Regions from separate parts of the Homo sapiens genome. Here region 2 is linked to region 1. Evidence: read pairs that join two places in POLR2A ChIA-PET (ENCODE). Cell type or tissue: Caco-2. All regions are shown on one strand. Each heading gives the region's core, and the rest is flanking DNA. Links, peaks and the distances in the headings are about the cores only. Region 1 holds the start of NRM (nurim). Region 2 has its middle 4.9 kb from the start of IER3.

Region 1 (4,384 bases), core at 142-4,141:
ATTTAAATGCCTCAGGTTAAACATCTAGAGATTAGGGATCTTTTCTTACACTTCCTTGTATTTTATTTATTTATTTTTTTGTTTGAGACAGAATCTTGCTCCATCACCCAGTGGATTCTCCTGCCTCAGCCTCCCAAGTAGCTGGGATTACAGGCGCATACCACCACACCCAGCTAATTTTTAAAATTTTTTAGTAGAAATGGGGTTTCACCACGTTGGCCATTCTGGTCTCCAGCTTCTGGTCTAAAGTGATCCACCCACCTCAGCCTCCCGAATTGCTGGGATTACAGGCGTGAGCCACCGAGTCTGGCCTCTTACACTTCCAATGAACCCCATAGCTTGTAGCACATTGCTTTGTGTGGTAAGTGTCTCTATTCATGGTCCTAGCAGGAAATGAATAGCACAGTGAAATTAGGATAATTTGGGGGAGAGTTTAATAAAGTGATAATTACAAAGAAGTAGGCAGGGTGTAGGGAAATCAGAAAGAATAGTGCAGTGCCTTAGTACCCACAGCTCTGTTGTGATCACCTCCAAGCTCAAAAAGATGAGGACAGAGCAGTCGTGTAGAGAGGACTTTCTTTTTTTTTTTTTCTTTTCTTTTTTTTTTTTTTTTTTTTTGAGATGGAGTCTTGCTCTGTCGCCCAGGCTGGAGTGCAGTGGCGCGATCTCGGCTCACTGCAAGCTCTGCCTCCCGGGTTCACGCCATTCTTCTGCCTCAGCCTCCTGAGCAGCTGTGACTACAAGCGCCCGCCACCGCGCCCGGCTAATTTTTTTTGTATTTTTAGTAGAGACGGGGTTTCACCGTGGTCTCGATCTCCTGACCTCGTGATCCACCCGCCTCGGCCTCCCAAACTGCTGGGATTACAGGCGTGAGCCACCGCGCCCGGCGAGAGGACTTTCTCAATAAAAACTGTGACTTTCATTGATACCGTCCATTTGGGACAACTTACTGAAGCAGAAAGCAGGGTGGAGACTGAATTCAAGGGAAAACATAAGATGTCTGGTACAGCATACAACAGCATTGATTCAGAGGAGGGTGGGAGTACTGAGCCCAGGAGACGGAGAAGGAATGTAAAGCCTGCGAGAGGCTGCTCAGCAATTATCTGGTCCCTTAGCCTACAGGATTAGCAGCTTCCTAACTCAGGCAATTATCTCTCTGGACCTGTTTCTTCTATCTATAAGTTGATGGAATTAGTCTAATGATATCTAAGGTCCCTACTATGTGTACGTCTACTGTGACAAGGTCCTTAGCTGCATGATCTTTAATTCTGACAAAGGTTACTATCACAAATATTTTAACATGTTTATTCTCGTGGTTACTAATCAACAATCTCTGGCACTATTACAACAAACCTTTCAGTATTTACAGAGAAGTTATTTGCCATTCTTAGCAACTGGCCAGTCAACAACTCAACTTTATAGTAAGTTACAGAATTTATTCTGTATATTGTATTCTGTACAATGTATTCCATACATTAATTTATTTTGTGGTAAAACAGTAACTTTTCATTTTAGATGGGAAAACTAGACGAGCTGAGATTCAACCCACGTGAGCGGCTGCAGAGCCGCTACCCTTAACAGCTCTCTCTCGGGATTCTAACATTCCCTTCTGTGACGGAGAGACAGCAGGCCGGGACACGCATCCCAGGACGGATCCACAGCTGGATGGGGAAGGCTGCGCCAGGCGGGCCGGAAGCCTGGCGGTGGCGTGCAGGAGCCCCGCCCTCCTGGGCTGGATTCAGCCGGGGGCGGGGCCGCGGGCGGGGCCTGTGGCAGCGGGAATCCCGACCCCGCCCCTTTCCCCACCCCTCCATTTCTCGCCATGGCCCCTGCACTGCTCCTGATCCCTGCTGCCCTCGCCTCTTTCATCCTGGCCTTTGGCACCGGAGTGGAGTTCGTGCGCTTTACCTCCCTTCGGCCACTTCTTGGAGGGATCCCGGAGTCTGGTGGTCCGGGTGAGCGGGAGGGATCGAGGATGAACTGGGAGGAGGAAGGTGGAGCCGTAGGAGAGGGATTGAGGGCGGGGCTTGGAAACAAATGACAGGGGAAGTCCAAGAGAGGGAACTCGAACCTTGAAAGCGGCCGAGAAGCTACAGGGGAGGGAGACCTGAGTTCTAAATTAGGAACTCAAGGATTAGAGTTTTGGAGAGGCGGGAGAGTGAGGACTGAGGGAGCCGAAAAGGGCGGTGACCGGAGTATTCTAAGTAAAGTGTTTTGTAGAGAGGACTGTTGAGAGGAGAGTGTTAAAAAGAAGGAGCATTTGGAGAACCGAAGTAAGAGGGGCAATCCAGCGTGGCCTCTCCAGCCATGCTTTTTGCAACTGCCTAACATGTGGTGTTCTATAAATCCTCTTCCCCAGGTTTGCAGGAGGCCTAGGGAAGAGGGCAGAAACTAGGGATGGAAAAGTGAGATGGGCACAGCCTAGAGAGGAAGCATTAAGGCTCTTGAAAGCAGTAAGGGACATGGCCTGGGGATCCAAGAGGAGATGAGGGTGGGGGAAACATTCTGCCACTGTTTCGATCTTTTGTCTCTTTTTCCCTCAACTTCCTGTAGATGCCCGCCAGGGATGGCTGGCTGCCCTGCAGGACCGCAGCATCCTTGCCCCCCTGGCATGGGATCTGGGGCTCCTGCTTCTATTTGTTGGGCAGCACAGCCTCATGGCAGCTGAAAGAGTGAAGGCATGGACATCCCGGTACTTTGGGGTCCTTCAGAGGTCACTGTATGTGGCCTGCACTGCCCTGGCCTTGCAGGTATGAGGCCCTGGCCTTGCAGGTATGAAATCCTGGCAGTTGAGTCCCCAAGGGAGACCAAGTGTGGGAGGGGTGCCGTGGATTGGAGGGGCAAAATATGGGTTCAGGAGGAGAATTGAGGAACTAATCTCAGCTTCCATTCCTCCACAGCACATATCCTACTTTTTATCAAGAAGGGTGTACTTGTCCTTCCCTAAGCACAAGATATGCTTCTCACCTCTGCAACTTTGTTTATGTCCTGCTTGAGATCCCTTCTCTTCAGTCCTACCCTTTCTTCAAAACCACTTCCCTAGGTCTGAAGAGAAGGCCTTGTCTGTCTTTTCACTGGGTGGTTGGCACAGGCTACTACTTTGCGTAGCTATCAGGTCACCCCATCTATTCTATAAGTTCTCAGGGTAGAGACAGGCCATCCTTACATCTTTGGGACCTCACCCAGCACGCACCCTCCACATGGTGAATATTTGGTGGTGATGCTTAGGAGAGAGGTGGGGGAGAGTTGCAGGCTAGCCTGTGGTGGGGGCAGATCTGGGTCTGGGTCTCCCAAGGTCGGGCAGACTAGGCCACTGGGATACCCAGCCCCTTATCCTTCCACAGCTGGTGATGCGGTACTGGGAGCCCATACCCAAAGGCCCTGTGTTGTGGGAGGCTCGGGCTGAGCCATGGGCCACCTGGGTGCCGCTCCTCTGCTTTGTGCTCCATGTCATCTCCTGGCTCCTCATCTTTAGCATCCTTCTCGTCTTTGACTATGCTGAGCTCATGGGCCTCAAACAGGTGAGGCTCCGAGATCCCTACCTATGACCTCTGACCCATTTTAGAACTCCTCGTTCCCTTTCAAGGGTTTCCCTCCTCCCATGCTCTTCTACTGTCTCCCTGCTTCTCCCTCGTGGCCCTTCCCTTTGACTTTCCCTCGTAAGGGCAGCAAGCATGGGCCTCCTGGGCCTGGGGAAGGTACATGGATCAGAAGTCAGGATCAGGGATCCAAGTCTCAGAAGGGGGGTTCCTGGGCCTGAGTTCTAGAAGGGTGGTGCCTGGAAGAGGAGGAAAGAAGTGCCCAAGATGAGAAAAGGGCTTGACTCCATTTCTAAGCTCTTCTCCCTCTCTTAGGTATACTACCATGTGCTGGGGCTGGGCGAGCCTCTGGCCCTGAAGTCTCCCCGGGCTCTCAGACTCTTCTCCCACCTGCGCCACCCAGTGTGTGTGGAGCTGCTGACAGTGCTGTGGGTGGTGCCTACCCTGGGCACGGACCGTCTCCTCCTTGCTTTCCTCCTTACCCTCTACCTGGGCCTGGCTCACGGGCTTGATCAGCAAGACCTCCGCTACCTCCGGGCCCAGCTACAAAGAAAACTCCACCTGCTCTCTCGGCCCCAGGATGGGGAGGCAGAGTGAGGAGCTCACTCTGGTTACAAGCCCTGTTCTTCCTCTCCCACTGAATTCTAAATCCTTAACATCCAGGCCCTGGCTGCTTCATGCCAGAGGCCCAAATCCATGGACTGAAGGAGATGCCCCTTCTACTACTTGAGACTTTATTCTCTGGGTCCAGCTCCATACCCTAAATTCTGAGTTTCAGCCACTGAACTCCAAGGTCCACTTCTCACCAGCAAGGAAGAGTGGGGTATGGAAGTCATCTGTCCCTT
Region 2 (4,384 bases), core at 210-4,209, 59 kb before region 1:
CCAGGGCCTGATTTTGGGCCTCCTAGAGCCTAGATGAATATCTTTAGGGGTCATTTGTTAACTTGCTGCCTAGAACTCACCACCCCACTCTACCCCCATGCCTCTGGAGAATTGTTCCAGCTAAAATGTAGGTGGGAGGGGATGTTTAAAATCACCTGTTCCTTGTCAGTATAGTGGTGAGTAAAAACAAATTTTTTTTTTTGCTGGGTGTGGTGGCTCACGCCCGTAATCCCAGCACTTTGGGAGGCCGAGGGGGCGGATCACGTGAGGTCAGGAGTTTTCCAGACCAGCCTGGCCAACATGGTGAAACCTTATCTCTACCAAAAATACAAAAATTAGCCGGGCATGGTGGCATGCGCTACTCGGGAGGCTGAAGCAGGAGAATCGCCTGAACCCGGGAGGCAGAGGTTGCAGTGAGCCGAGATTGTGCCACTGCACTCCAGCCTGGACGACAGAGTAAGACTTTCTTTTTTTTTAAGACGGAGTTTCACTCTCGTCGCCCAGGCTGGAGTGCAGTGGTGCAATCTCAGCTCACTGCAACCTCTGCCTCCCTGGTTCAGGCAATTCTCCTGCTTCAGCCTCCCGAGTAGCTGGGATTACAGGCACACGCCACCACGCCCAGCTAATTTTTGTATTTTTGGTAGAGACGGGGTTTTGCCATGTTGGCCAGGCTGGTCTCGAACTCCTGACCTCGTGATCCACCCACCTCAACCTCCCAAAGTGCTGGGATTATGGGCGTGAGCCACCACGCCCAGCCAAACTAAATTTTTTAAATAAATAAAGGCCAGACTTTGTGGCTCACGCCTGTAATCCCAACACTTTGGGAGGTTGAGGCGGGAGGATCGCTTGAGCCCAGAATTTTGAGACCTGCCTGGGCAACATGGCAAGACCCTGTCTCTACCAAAATAAATAAAAATTAGCTGGGCATGGTGGCACGTTCCTGGAGTCCCAGCTACTCAAGAGGCTGAGGTGGGAGGATCACTTGAGCCCAGGAGGTTGAGGTTGCAGTGAGCCATGTTTATGCCACTGCACTCCAGCCTGGGTGAGAGAGTGAGATCTTGTCTCAAAAAATAAATAAATACATACATAAAAAAATAAAATCACTCACATTAGTTGAACAGGAACTAGGAATGCAGAAGTCTTTGCTTCTCTGGAAAATAAAGAGCCACAAAACCTGCCTGATATGGAGAGGGAGGGAGGGCAGAGTAAAAAGAGAAAGAACTTGTATCTCCTGGTGATGTTAGCAGTTAGAGGTTATTTTCTCATTCCAGTTCCCTACTCCTGGGTTGGCTCACTGCTGCCCATCCCTGTTCCAAAGCAGTCCCTCTTCTCATAATTATAATAATGCCCCTGCTCCATGCAAGAAGCACCTACTATGTGCCCAGAAGGAGTAAATTTATATTCTTAACCTTTGCAGTTACCTAGAGGTCAATTTGCCCATTTATCAATTGAGGAAACAGATTTTCAGCAACATTAAGTAACTGGCCCAATATTGCCTAGTTAATAAGTAGCAGAGCTGGCACTTAAACCCAATTTCGTCTAACACCACTAGATTACAATATGTTCTTTTTGCTATTCCGTGTTTCCTTTCTATCTCAAACCCATCTCAAGTCACCAAGTAGTTATTGAGGATCTACTGAATACCAGGTGCAGCTAAAAAGCTTTCACTTTGTCATTCCCTACCCCCAGGACCCTGGTGCAGTCCCTTCACCCTGCTTTCCTTTCTCAGATGCTCCCATTTCCAAATCTCTGCCTCCCTTTCCCCTGCCCATTCTGCCTCCGCCAGTGCCCATTCTTGCCGTCCCCCGTTCTGGGCCTGTGGTCAGCAGTGCAGCAGTACCCAGGTGAGGCAGCAGGCCTGACTCACTCCTATGTCAGGGATTGTAAAGGGCGCGGGCCAGGGCTTTGCTGTCGCTGTCGTCACTGCACAATTGTTCCTGATTCAGCGGCGGATCACCTGAGCCACACCTGAGTGCCCCCAACCTCCTCTTTGAAGAGCAAACATGGGGGCCTCTAAAGGAACATGGCTAGATAAACAGACCTCTCTGCAGATGAGGTTTAGCTCCTCGGAGGAGACAGATTTAAGAATATTTATTAAGTTCCTACTAGGTGACAGCCAAGTACTGGAGATACTACAGAGATCTAATGAGAAAAAGGTCAGATGTGGCCCTGTACACTCGTGGAGATTATATTCCAGTAGGCGGGACAAACAACAGCAAAAAGCAAATACATAAAATGATTCCCCAACGTGATATGTGTCATGAAGAAAAACAAGGGGCTGAGAAGGAGGCTAGCAGTGGTGATGGATCAAGGCAAAGGTCAAACGAGGGAAATGAAGGAACATGGTGATCTGGGGGAAGATGGGAAGGAAATGAGGAGGAGAGCTGGAAATGGAGGAGGCTAAGGGCCTGTTTCTCCAGTATCAGGGCAGTGGGAGCCAGTCCAGTTGCTCGTCTCAGCCCCTGGCACTTTCTGGCCTTAACTCATTCCCCAGCCTGCACTCCCCCACCCCCTTATTGGCTTAATGATTCACCCCCAACATTTCCCTAGCTTCCTGTGTGGCAGGAAGGAGCAGGAGCAGAGCCCTAGGGCTCTGAGGGTAGCAGGAATGGGGATGGGATTGGTTGGGAATGGTGAGCAGTCCGGGTTCTCAGGTCTTCTCTTTGTCCCATTCTGGTCTTGCCACAAAGAAAGGTCTCTCTGTGCCGGGAGGACAGCGAGGATAACTAGACCCAGCTGGAGGCCCAGATTCCAGATGTGGGAGGTAGTGGCAAAACAAGATCCTGGCATCCCCTTCATTTCCCCTCCTCTGCCTAATGCCCTAGAGAAATTTTCCATCATAAACAAGTAATGCATTCCTAACCTTTGGTGCTTCTCTCTCTCTCCCACCCACTAGTTTTCTTCCATCATCACTATCTCCCCCTACTCCCAATTTATGTTTATGTGAGTGTGAGGGTCTGTCCACATGTGTAAGTAGTCATGGGTTTATGTTGGTCATTGTGTAGCGTGCGAGTTGCCTTGGAATAAGGATGTTGGGGGTGGTGGGCTCCCTGTGCTTGGGTGTAAATGTAAGAATGATGGCAGGTGTGAAGACAGGCGTGGGAAAGCAATGCGCCTTTGTTTACAGAGGAGGTGTGTTTTATGCCAGCCAGGAAGAAGTGTGTAATGTGGAAGGGATCTTGTGTATTTAGATAAGAGTAGTGAGTATAAAATAAAGTGACTTGTAGGCCCAGGAATTGTACACAGAGCAGTAGTGTATTTCTAGCCGGTTGTGGCCTGTCCTCTTATTTGTGTTCCTACATGTTCTTGATTGAAAAATCCTTTTAAGTGTTTCCTAAGTGGGAGGGGAGAAAAGTGTTTCCTGTTTGGTGTCTGTGTAAGAATTGTCCCAGCTTTTCTAAAGATGTTGTACATTTGTATGAGTGGTTTGGAGGAGTGTAGCCACATCTCAGAAGCTTGGTGTGACCCAGCCAAGGTGGGAATACTACATGCACACTTACAGTTGTACATTTCACCTGGCATTTAACAAGATTATTGAGCAACTGCTGCCTACAAGGTACCATGCTGGGTTCTCTGGAGGACACAAAGATGTGTATGACACAGCCTCCAGTGGAAGAGATCATATATGTATTCACTTTGTGCACCAGGCTTAAAATGATGGTAGAAAGATCTGAGCCAGATGTATTTCAAATCTCTGGAGTCATCTCAGATCTTTTCATCCTCTTGCTGTCGGCAACTCTCCCTCTCCCATGCTCCCTTCCCCTAATGATATCCATCTCATTGCCCAATTCTGATTATCTTATGCTAGGAATGTCTCTTAGGGCCACCTTCTCAGGCTCTTGTTATCATCTACCTGAGCCCCTCCAATAGCCTCCTGTCTACTGCCTTAGTCTCTACCCGTCCAGAGCATCACTCCTCATCCCAATCAGTTTCCTGCTTGAATTTTCCTCCCTTTATCTCATCCAGCAACCCACAAGCTCTACAGTCTAGAGTGAAACCCAGGCTCCTGACCTGGCAGCTCTGCTCTCCCCACTCTGCCCAATTCCACTCCTTTCCAGCCATTATTACTTCCCACTACTCCGTTACAGGAAACTTACTCTGAGATTGTTTTTCTTGTGATTCCCCAAACACATCCTGTACTTTTCCAGCTCAAGGTCTTTGCTAATTCCATTCTTACAGTCATCCTCCACATCTGAATTTGTCATATCCCACCCACTGTTCAAGGTCACCTTCAGTGCCACTCTTCCATGAAGCCTCCCCTGATTGATTGGACAGATGTGAACACTAGCTCTTTTGGGTCCCCCCCTTAACACTTAGTCTTCAGTTTTCTTAGGTTTTTTTGTTTTTGTTTTTGTTTTTTGTTTTGTTCTTGTTTTTTTGAGAC

The links. ChIA-PET counts read pairs that join two places held together with the same protein. Peaks named below come from ENCODE experiments on the same cell type or tissue, not always from the same donor. Only the 100,000 strongest peaks of a DNase experiment are listed, where the experiment ranks them.
Region 2: POLR2A ChIA-PET joins it to region 1 with 11 read pairs; 21 of 35 experiments call an interaction of 5 or more read pairs at or near these places.

The regions. Positions count from the first base shown.
Region 1 is chr6:30,688,413-30,692,796 of GRCh38, reverse strand. It overlaps NRM (nurim), which reads left to right and starts at 1,813. Exons shown (of 4, transcript NM_001384369.1): 1 at 1,813-1,955; 2 at 2,554-2,750; 3 at 3,345-3,521; 4 at 3,855-4,384. The coding sequence starts at 1,823. The coding sequence ends at 4,136. In Caco-2, for the core only: no CTCF peak of the experiment used is centred there; DNase peaks (open chromatin) are centred at 1,726 and 2,006; H3K4me3 peaks cover 1,139 bases.
Region 2 is chr6:30,747,277-30,751,660 of GRCh38, reverse strand. It overlaps the pseudogene RN7SL353P. Among named protein-coding and RNA genes, the nearest start is that of IER3, 4.9 kb to the right of the region's middle. In Caco-2, for the core only: no CTCF peak of the experiment used is centred there; DNase peaks (open chromatin) are centred at 1,900 and 2,500.